Regions from separate parts of the Homo sapiens genome. Here region 2 is linked to region 1. The links are chromatin contacts, found by Hi-C in ENCODE. All regions are on one chromosome and are shown on one strand. The core of a region is the stretch at or near the end of the contact, and the rest is flanking DNA. Distances in the headings are between cores, read along the strand shown. Region 1 overlaps RNF180 (ring finger protein 180). Region 2 holds the start of RGS7BP (regulator of G protein signaling 7 binding protein).

What was found. Hi-C counts contacts between places; a loop is a spot of excess contacts on that map. Pooled maps may share reads with other maps.
Region 2: a map of Right ventricle myocardium inferior shows a loop between it and region 1 (4-fold over the local background). The contact joins the promoter of RGS7BP here to the enhancer-like site in region 1. A Hi-C loop is called at or near these places in 2 of 168 maps with a recorded cell type or tissue (PC-3 and Right ventricle myocardium inferior) and 5 of 50 pooled maps.

What each region holds. Positions count from the first base shown.
Region 1 is chr5:64,329,004-64,333,779 of GRCh38, forward strand. RNF180 (ring finger protein 180) reads left to right here. Exons shown (of 8, transcript NM_001113561.2): 7 at 1,278-1,403. Among named protein-coding and RNA genes, the nearest start is that of RNF180, 170 kb to the left of the region's middle. Within about 2 kb of position 2,053, at least 2 of the 41 ENCODE cell types and tissues checked have a DNase peak (open chromatin) inside an H3K27ac peak, as active enhancers do.
Region 2 is chr5:64,504,085-64,508,860 of GRCh38, forward strand. It overlaps RGS7BP (regulator of G protein signaling 7 binding protein), which reads left to right and starts at 1,931. Exons shown (of 6, transcript NM_001029875.3): 1 at 1,931-2,705; 2 at 3,627-3,793. The coding sequence starts at 2,541.

The sequences.
Region 1 (4,776 bases), core at 803-3,302:
AAATGAATACCATCATATATGTTCTCCAGTTGGTCTGTGTGTACTTCAAACGACTATATCCTTTTTAACTCATTAGTAAGCTTCTGAATGGTTATTTTCATATTTTTAAAATTACCTCAAGTATATAGCAATAGACTCAGGTGGTCAACCCATCACATATAGAATGAAATAGATTATGAAGTTTAAAGTTCTACAAGTGTTTTTCCTTTTCACTATCACTCCTGAGCTCAGATTACACTCTAGCTATTCTGTTGTTACACTCATAACACATTATTCTCCTTTTTTGTCCACCTGTTTATTTCTTTTAGACCACCAGTCCTCAACCTTTTTAGCATCAAGGACCGGTTTTATGGAGGACAGTTTTCCCAAGGAATTAAGCGGAGGATGGTTTCAGGATGAAACTTTTCCACCTCAGATTATTGTGCATTAGTTAGATTTTTTTTCTTTTTTTTTCTTTTTTTTTTTTTTTCCCAAGATGGAGTCTCACTTCTTCGCCCAGGCTGGAGTGCAATGGTGCCATCTCAGCTCACTGCAACCTCCACTTCCCAGGTTCAAGCAGTTCTCCTGCCTCAGCCTCCCAAGTAGCTGGGACTGCAGGTGCCTGCCACCATGCCCAGCTAATTTTTGTATTTTTAGTAGAGATGGGGTTCCACCATGTTGGCCAGGCTGGTCTTGAACTCCTGACCTCAAGTGATCCACCTGCCTCAACATCCCAAAGTGCTGGGATTACAGGCGCATTAATTAGATTCTTACAAGGAGTGTGCAACCTGTATTCCTTGCATGCGCAGTTCACAATAGGGTTCACTTCCTATGAGAATCTAATGCTGCCACTGATCTGACAGGCGGCAGAGCTCAGGCAGCAATGCTTATTTGCCTGTGGCTCACCTCCTGCTGTGTGGCCCAGTTCCTAACAGGCCATGGACTGCTACCCATTTGTGACCCAGGGGTTGGGGACCACTGTTTTAGACTACAGTTGTTTTAAGGTGAGGGACGATGTCCTATTTATCATTATATACTCTATACTGCTTGACATAGGAGCTACTCAGTAGATTTATGTTCTATGTGTAGGCATGTCAAAGTTGCACCAAATGTGAACTTGAGGAAGTTGTATTTGCTTGAGTAAAGAAAAAAATGTTGAATCTATTTTTGTCTTCACTGACTTAAAGAGGTGTGAATTGTATCAAATAGTATCAAAATACTACAGTATTCACTTGTCATTTTCTTGCCATTTTACTCAAATTAATTTCAAAATCCTATTTTCTTTTGCTTTATTCTAGAATTGAACAATGCCACAAAAACTTTCTTTACTAAAGAATATTTGAAAATAAAACAAAGCTTTCAGAAATCCAACTCTGCAAAATGGCCCCTACCAAGCTGCAGAAAAGCATTTCATCTTTTTGGAGGTAAGGAAATCTAACGCCAAAAAAAAAGTCTGGTAATTTTGTCTAAGGTCTGTTCTTAAAAGTAACTTCCTGCTGTCTCAGAAATATTAGGGGAAACATATTTCTGTATTAATCAATTTTAAATAAGGATTTTGCTAAGTATCTCCTTGCTGAAAACTACAGATGTACAAATGAAGAAAATGAAGACTATACAATAAGAGCAAATCCGAAGACTCATGACTAAATTGACTTTGCCATGCTATCACTGTTTAGTACATAGATAATGAAAATACGTCTCAAAAGTATCAGATTTGACAAAGTCATATTTATGGCAGCGGCAGCCCATCTGGAACAGCTGCTACTATGAAGCCAGCTGCAGTCGGGGAGGCACAAGCCAGGGCTGCACATTCCACAGAGCTGGCAGGAGCCAGGAACAGGTGGGAGCCCTGCCCCTTTCCAAGTTAGCAGGGTGGGAGCCCTGCCTACCCAGGCAAAGTTGCAGCCACCCAGCCATGGCTTCGGACCGAGACATCCTTGTACTCTTGGGGACTGGGGAAGCCCCCTTGCCCCTGCAGGCTCAGAAATGCCTACTCCTGCTGCCTGGCCTCTCCATGCTCCTGGCACCCACTCCAATTTCACAGCAAAGTTGAAGCCAAGCCCAGGCACTGTCGCAACCCAGCCAAGTGTGTACACTCTCAGGGCAGTCCTGACATGCCAGCCCCCTGCTGCCTAGGCCCACTCCAAACTCTGGGTGCTGACAAGCATGGGAGGAAGGCTGAGGGGAGCTGAGGGCAGCTCAGCGCAACCTGCATACACCGCTTGGCAAGAATAGCTTGGGCACTGTGGGCACCGTGGATGGCAGGTTGATGGTGGCAGGAGGCAGACAGGCTCCTGGGCAGAAAGGGGACAGGTCCCTGGTAAAGCCCCACCTTCTTCAAACCTGAAGACTGGGGGCTGGGCTGTCAGTTCTGTGGACCAGAGTGAGAACTTACAGTGCTTTTTCCAGGCCTGCCTATGGCCACCCATGAACCAGTCAGCATGCACTTCCTCCCCTCTTTAGCCCATAAAAACCCTGGACTCAGCCAGACTCAGGCAGACAGTGGGACAACCTACCTGACAATATGACCTGTGAGTCTCCTCTCCACTGAGGGCTGTAGAGACAGCGGGACAACCTGCCTGTGAATAGGAGATACCCACTGTGGGTCTCCTGAGAACTGTTCTACCACTCAGTGAAGCTCCTCTCCACCTTGCTTACCCTCCAGTTGTCTGCATACCTCATTCCTCCTGAATGTGGGACAAGAACTCAGGACCTGCTGAGTGGCAGGACTAAAAGAACTGTAACACAATAAGGGCTGAAACACACCCCCGCCCCATGCTCGCCACATTGACGGTGACAAGACAAGAAGAGCTGCAGCCCTTTGAGGAGCCCAGATGTAGAGATCCCTGAGCCAGGGCTGTGACACCCTCCTTGGGGTTCTGCAGTTCCTGGAGTCTCCAAGCTTCCAGGCACCACTGCATTTACCTCGTCCTGACTCGGGTGCCCACAGCAGAAGCCGCATGAAGTATATCTCATCCAGCCACAGCCACACACAGAGCCAACACCTGGAGCTCCCTGCCCCGCCACAGCAGCCAGCATGCCTGGCTGTGCACAGTGGCTGGACCTCACGCTTGCTCAACCACACACCCCTTGCCATTCTGCACCTGGCTTGCACTTGGCAGATGTGGGATCTGAGCCAGTAGTAAGAGCCAAGCACAGCCTGCCAGGCCAAGTGGGTTGAACTGGCCCAGCAGGCACAAGCAGTACTCAGGCAGAAGATGCCGTCAGCTACAGAGGTTTCTGGCTGGTGAAGTGACACCCTAGGGATCCTGTGACAATAGTTAACAAAGGCACCAGTACTCTGTATAAAGATTCCTAATAATGCGTTCATTAGCAGAAGCTCTATTTATTTAGTTTTAATATTTTATAGTTGTCCCACAAGTTTAAAACAAATAGAAAGTAACAGAGCCTTGGTGTCAGGGTGTCTTAGAGATGTGCAGTGGTCAAGGAATACCAATTTCTGGCTTTAGGTCTAAGTTATCAACATGACTTCAGCGATATCATAGGATCTCTGTTTTGATCTGTAAAATAGGAATAATTATGTCTTCCTCACCTAACTAATATAGTAGTAAAGATTAAATGGGCTAATGTGAAAGTACATTGTAAATTATAACTAATTGGAATATAAAAATATAAGGAATGAAGGTAATGCAATATCTAATACCTTTTTCTGCTTTGGGAATTTGTTACTATATGAACATACAATATGGACATAAAATATAATTTCATCTTTTATGAAACCGTAGTTTATCAAAGCATGAACTACTGTGCAGTTTTCGTTATTTAACAATTATGACATTATGGGACCTGGTAGAAAAGTCCAGATATGAGGAACTGTGATCTTCAGGGAACAGGAGGAACTTCTGCATAAGACCAACAAAATCAGTACAGCTACTACCTACACCAAAAGGAGGTTGGTCTTCTGCGTAAGACCAACAAGATCAGTACAGTACTACCTACACCAAAAGGAGATAGAAGCAGAGCCCCTATGATTGTGGCAAAAGAAAAATTGGTGCATGAAATTGGTACTCTCAAAGAAAGTAACATAAGAATATAACTTTACACAGTGATTTGAATGAAGAAAATAGTTTAAGGACATTATATAAGCACATACTACTTTATAAAGTGGTCAGTAACTGTAAAAATTTAATATCTAGAGATTTGGTATAGATAGGTTTTATTTTTATTTTTTACTCATTTATTTTATTTTTTTGAGACAAAGTCTGGCTCTATCGCCCAGGCTAGAGTGTAGTGGCGCAATCTCAGCTCACTACAACCTCTGCCTCCTGGGTTCAAGCAGTTCTTCTGCCTCAGCCTCCCAAGTAGCTGGGATTACAGGTGCGTGCTACCATGCCAAGCTTTTTAGTAGAGAAGGAGTTTCGTCATGTTGGCCAGGCTGGTCTTGAATAATGAATGACCTCAGGTGATCCACCCGCCTTGGCCTCCCAAAAGTGCTGGGATTATAGGCATGAGCCACTGTTCCTGGCCATAGATAGGTTTTAATAGGTCACATTTAGCCCCCAAAATATGAAATCAAATGTAAGAAATCGAGTCTTAAAGGATTTCATACCAAAGAAAAGTAAGTTTATTATTTTAAGAGTGTTCTTCAAAACAGTCCCTTGTATTCTACCTTCTATGCTATACCCAAAGTTCTAAAAGAATGGAGTACCTTCTGGATAACTCTACACTTTCCCTTGTCTTTTTGTATTCTGAGGTAGTACAGAAGCTATAATTTAAAGCAGTTGCTTCCTTGTGATTTCTTCTTGTCTTCCCCATAGGAGTTCCAAATAACTTAAT
Region 2 (4,776 bases), core at 681-3,180, 170 kb after region 1:
AGTCTCAACTACTTGGGAGGCTGAAGTGGGAGGATCACCTGAGCCCAGGAAGTTGAGGCTGAAGTGAGCTCTCATGGTGTCACTAAATTCCAATCTGGGTGACGGAGCAAGACCCTGACTCAGAAAAAAAAAAAATGTAGCCAAATATCCACTCAGTGATCCATCTGTTAGGTTTTTTTTCCTTCCCACCCAAATACATGATGTCTTTTCCAATAGCACTTCTCCAACTCTCTAACACCAATTAGGTGGCCTACAACTCATTTCTGGCACTAACTACCCAGAGTTAACGTCAGATTTACAGGTTTAAGGGCTCAGTCCCACAAGACTGCCCTCATCTCAGAGGCCAGTCACAAGTATGGGATCCACAGGTTACCAACTCTTCTCTCCATCTTGGCGACAAATTCAGGGGTTCCTATAACCACCTTCTCAGATTTGGTAATTCACTAGAATGACTCACAGCACTCAGGAAAGAGCTTTACTTACTATTAGCAGTCTATTCTAAAGGATACAACTGAGGAGCAGCCAACTGGAAGAGAAACATAGGGCAAGGTATGGGAAAAGGACATGGAACTTCCATGCTCTTTCCTGGTGTACCACCCTTCCAGCACCTAGATGTCTTCCACAACCCAGAAGCTCCCCACACTCTATTGTTGTTTAGGAGTTTTACAGAGGTTTCTTTATGTAGGCATGATTGATTAAATAATTGGCCATTGGTGAGGAACGCAGTCACTAGCTCCTCTCCTATCCCCTGAGATTGGGGGATGAGGCTGAAAGTTGCAAGCAACTAATCAAGGCTTGGTCTTTCTGGTGACAAGATGGCTTATCATAATAACTCAGGCAATTTCTAAGGGTTTTAGGAGTTCTGCCCTAGGGACTGGGGACAAAGACCAAATAACTCTCTTATTATAGTACCCCATTATATTTACTTGTCTTGTAGAAAAGGTTGTAAAGCCACCCTCCTTAGGATATTAACCTTCCTGGCTATTTCAGGCTTTCTCTTTCTATGTACTCTCCATATCCCTTTAACAGACTGACCAGGAACCTCTAATCTGTTCTTATTAGGATTACTAATACATAACTAGTTTTCCTATGGGAGACCCCTTTATCTCCCTCTCCAAACAAATCATTCAGGAGAACAAGCATCCTTAGAGCCTTAGAGTTGAATGCCACAACACTCTCTCTTCCTCCCAGAAGAACCTTAGGAAGATGTCAGTGGGAAGGGTGAACTTAAATGGCTGAGGGCCTCACCCCCACTCCTTTCACACAAGAATCATCCCCGATTTTCTGGGCCACCTCTGTTGGCCTCTGGGTTACTGATATCCCATAAGTGAGAAGAAGGTCATTTTGAGTGTCCAGGGAGATCTCTTGGCTCTTATTTGTTCAAGTCTCCGGAAGGGAACTCTAGGAGCTGAGTCCTGAGACCCTGCAATGCAAGACCAAGAGCTTTACTACTTGAAATGGGATGGGGATGAGGCCCAATCTGAGTGAATGCCTCTGTGCATTCTGCCTCACTGGCTCTCCTCTTTCCCCCTCCATGAACAAGGACAAAATAAAAACAAAACAACTCAGGGAAACAAAGCTCTCCTTTTAGGTTATCAAGAGGTCTTCCATTTGGAGCAAAACCTCACTCCCTCCTGTGGCCCCTGTCTCAGTCTCAGTTGGTGAGGGCCTCAAGCCCACACTGGCTTATTTGAAATCCATGTTTAGGTCCCAGCATGTGGCATGTGCTCCACTCTGATGACACTTTTCGTTTCTAATAATAGAGCAGATGAAGTAATATTGCAATTGATGTTCCCGGGGATTTGATTGGATAAGTGCATAAACTGTGGAGGGGGAAGGGGGTTGCATGGACAGATCACATTAGTATTCCCGTCCTATCAATGTGCGGGCCCGCGAACAACGTCAGCCGGACCGATTCTCTGCGTCTGCCAGTCCCGCCACAGATTCATCTGGGATCTTCAAACAGACAAGCCCTTAGAGACGAGGGATCAAGGCAGCCGATTAGAGCCAATTGCTTGCTTTGGGGACGGCCAGTCCTTCCAGGCCTGGCGACAGTGGAGGGAGGGGAAAGACGAACCGAGTGCCGCTGCGGGAAGACACTGAAGCAAGAGCGACACCCCTTTCCGCCCCCCACCTTGCAGCGCAGGCTTTGAAAGCTGCTCCCCCACCTGAATGGAAACTCGGAACCGCCGGGCGGCGCGTTCCTTCTCGCCCAGCCTTGCAATCCATGCCGAGAGGAAGGCAGTGCGAGCCCGCGCCAGCGCCCAGCTCCCGGGACAGGGTCGGCAATGCTGCTGAGCAGAACTTGATCGCGCTCCTTCCTCGCTGCTAGTGGAAGCGATGCTGCACGGCACAGCTAGCGCTTCCCCGGCTCTCCTTCAAGCTGAAGGTTACCGACCCGCGCAGCCAGCCCCAGCACTGTGAGCTGCGCGCCTCAGGTCCGGGCTCCGGCTGCTTGGCGGCGGCGCCCAGGGCAACAACCGGGCCGCCCGCGCCGGGGCGCACTGCACCAGCGGCTTCGGCTTGGTGGATGTGTATGCATGAGTTCTGCACCGAATGGGCGCAAAAAGCGCCCCAGCCGGTCCACCCGCTCCTCGATCTTCCAGATCAGCAAGCCCCCGCTGCAGAGCGGAGATTGGGAGCGCAGGGGCAGCGGCTCCGAGAGCGCCCACAAAACCCAACGAGCCCTGGACGACTGCAAGATGGTGGGTGAAAACTGCGCCTCTTTTTTTTTTTTTTTAATTGAGAGGGGGTGGGGGGAGTCATGTATGTTAATCATTTGCCTGAGTGCCAGCCACTCCCCCACCCTCAGCTCCTCAATGCCGATCACGTGGCACATGCACTATTTTTAAATCTGCAGTCCCCCAAATTCAGGGTGACACCCTGGTCGTAATAACCCTGCAGAAAGAAGTGTGACAGCAAGGGTCTTGGGGATCAGCGGCTGTAGGTTGTGCCTGTACCCCCTCGAAGAATGGTGGATGCGAAAGACACAGTGAACTGGCTCGCTCACGGAGGAGGGAGGGATGAGGAGGTGGGGATGCTGCTTTCTGGGGACAGAGTAGCAAACAAACCCAAATACAGCGCACGGGGCGCTGCGGAGGGGTCGAAGGTTCCAGCGCAGAGGCTGTAGCTGGTCTTCCCGTCAGGCCGTCAGGCCGAGAGGTTCAGTGGCCCAGCAAAAGGTGAATGGTTTGCCTATTACACCCTACCTGTCGCCTCCCCCGCCCCTCCCGCCGTGCAACTTAAAAGCCATGTCCTAGCAGTAGGAGAGGGGACCGTCTATGTAGGAGTCCCCAGCATCATTCTCTGTTGGCCTGGGAGTGGCATGGTAGCGCTCCAAATATGCTCTCTTGCTCTTCAGAAACTGAGTCTGAAAGGGTGAGGGGAAGTAGGTCTGGAAATAGAGCTTCCATGGCCAGGCTTGCCTATGGAAATAAATACTTGCCTTGGACAAAGAGACTTGCCATTTTGGTGCCTTCTGCTTTAAACAATTCCTAGGTTCCTTAGCTGGAGATCTGGGGAGCTGACTCAGGGGTCAGTGAAAGCCCCTGTTTATGTACTCCGAAACAGGAAACTTTCTGATGAGAAATGTTTGGTAAAAAAAAAAAAACTCACTTCTTTTCCAGCTTGTCCAAGAGTTCAACACACAAGTGGCCCTGTACCGAGAGCTGGTCATTTCTATTGGGGATGTCTCGGTCAGCTGCCCCTCACTCCGGGCGGAAATGCACAAGACAAGAACCAAAGGCTGTGAAATGGCCCGTCAGGCACACCAAAAATTGGCTGCCATCTCAGGGTAGGAGACTCGGCATTATTTGGTAATCCATATACATGATGCATGGATGCTGACAGAATTTTATGGTAGTCAAGTCCTCAGACATGATCTCCACATATTTGAGATTTTAACCTTAAGATCGAAATTCTCTAGAGAGCTATACACAAACTATAGGCCAAACCATAATTTGAAGGCTGTGTCATTCTTGCATATATGTATATATATTTAGAAGATTTGGATCAAATGATTTTTTAAAAACTTAATTTTCAATACTCTGGCCACATTCTGGAATTTGGAGCATAAGATTTGGGGTGGATGGCTGGACATCAAACTGAAGTTAAATCATCTTGCCTCAAAATTATTTTGTCATCTGCTGCTGAACAAAAGGCCTGTGCTGTAGAGAAAAACTCTTTCCCAAATCCCAGATTTACTAAACTATTTATACCATGAGATAAATTCCTATGATACCGCCTAAAATAAAATCCCTAAAATAAGGTCTTAGATATAAATTACTCTCTTCACTGTGGTGATAGGAAGGGGTAAGTTTTAGCATAAGAACAGTTTTTAAAGATTGGGGAAATTCACATATCTCAATAAACCTAACATGATTTTGTCCCCCAAATTTTTATTTATTTTCATCAGATTTATCGTTTTTCTAGCCTGTATTAGGAGATAATTCAGTATGTGAAAACTTCTCTCTTGGGACCCTACCTACACTTTCTTTCATCTCTTAATATTGGGGAAAAAGTTAGCCATGGATTTTGTTAACAGTTCCTATTTTCAAGATAAGTACTTAGAGCAAGGAAACACAGGAATCCTTATACAAATACATCAATACATTAATTTAAGTGCTTTGTTCAGTCTGGATATAGTATTTACCTGTTTATCTATGTGAGTATAGCTTTATCGCAGCAGAAGTTCAAATTAGACTCACCTGATAATGTTACAAGCTGATCACTTGTAGGAAGTATATCTAATTTACCTATTTGAAAGAATCACTGTTT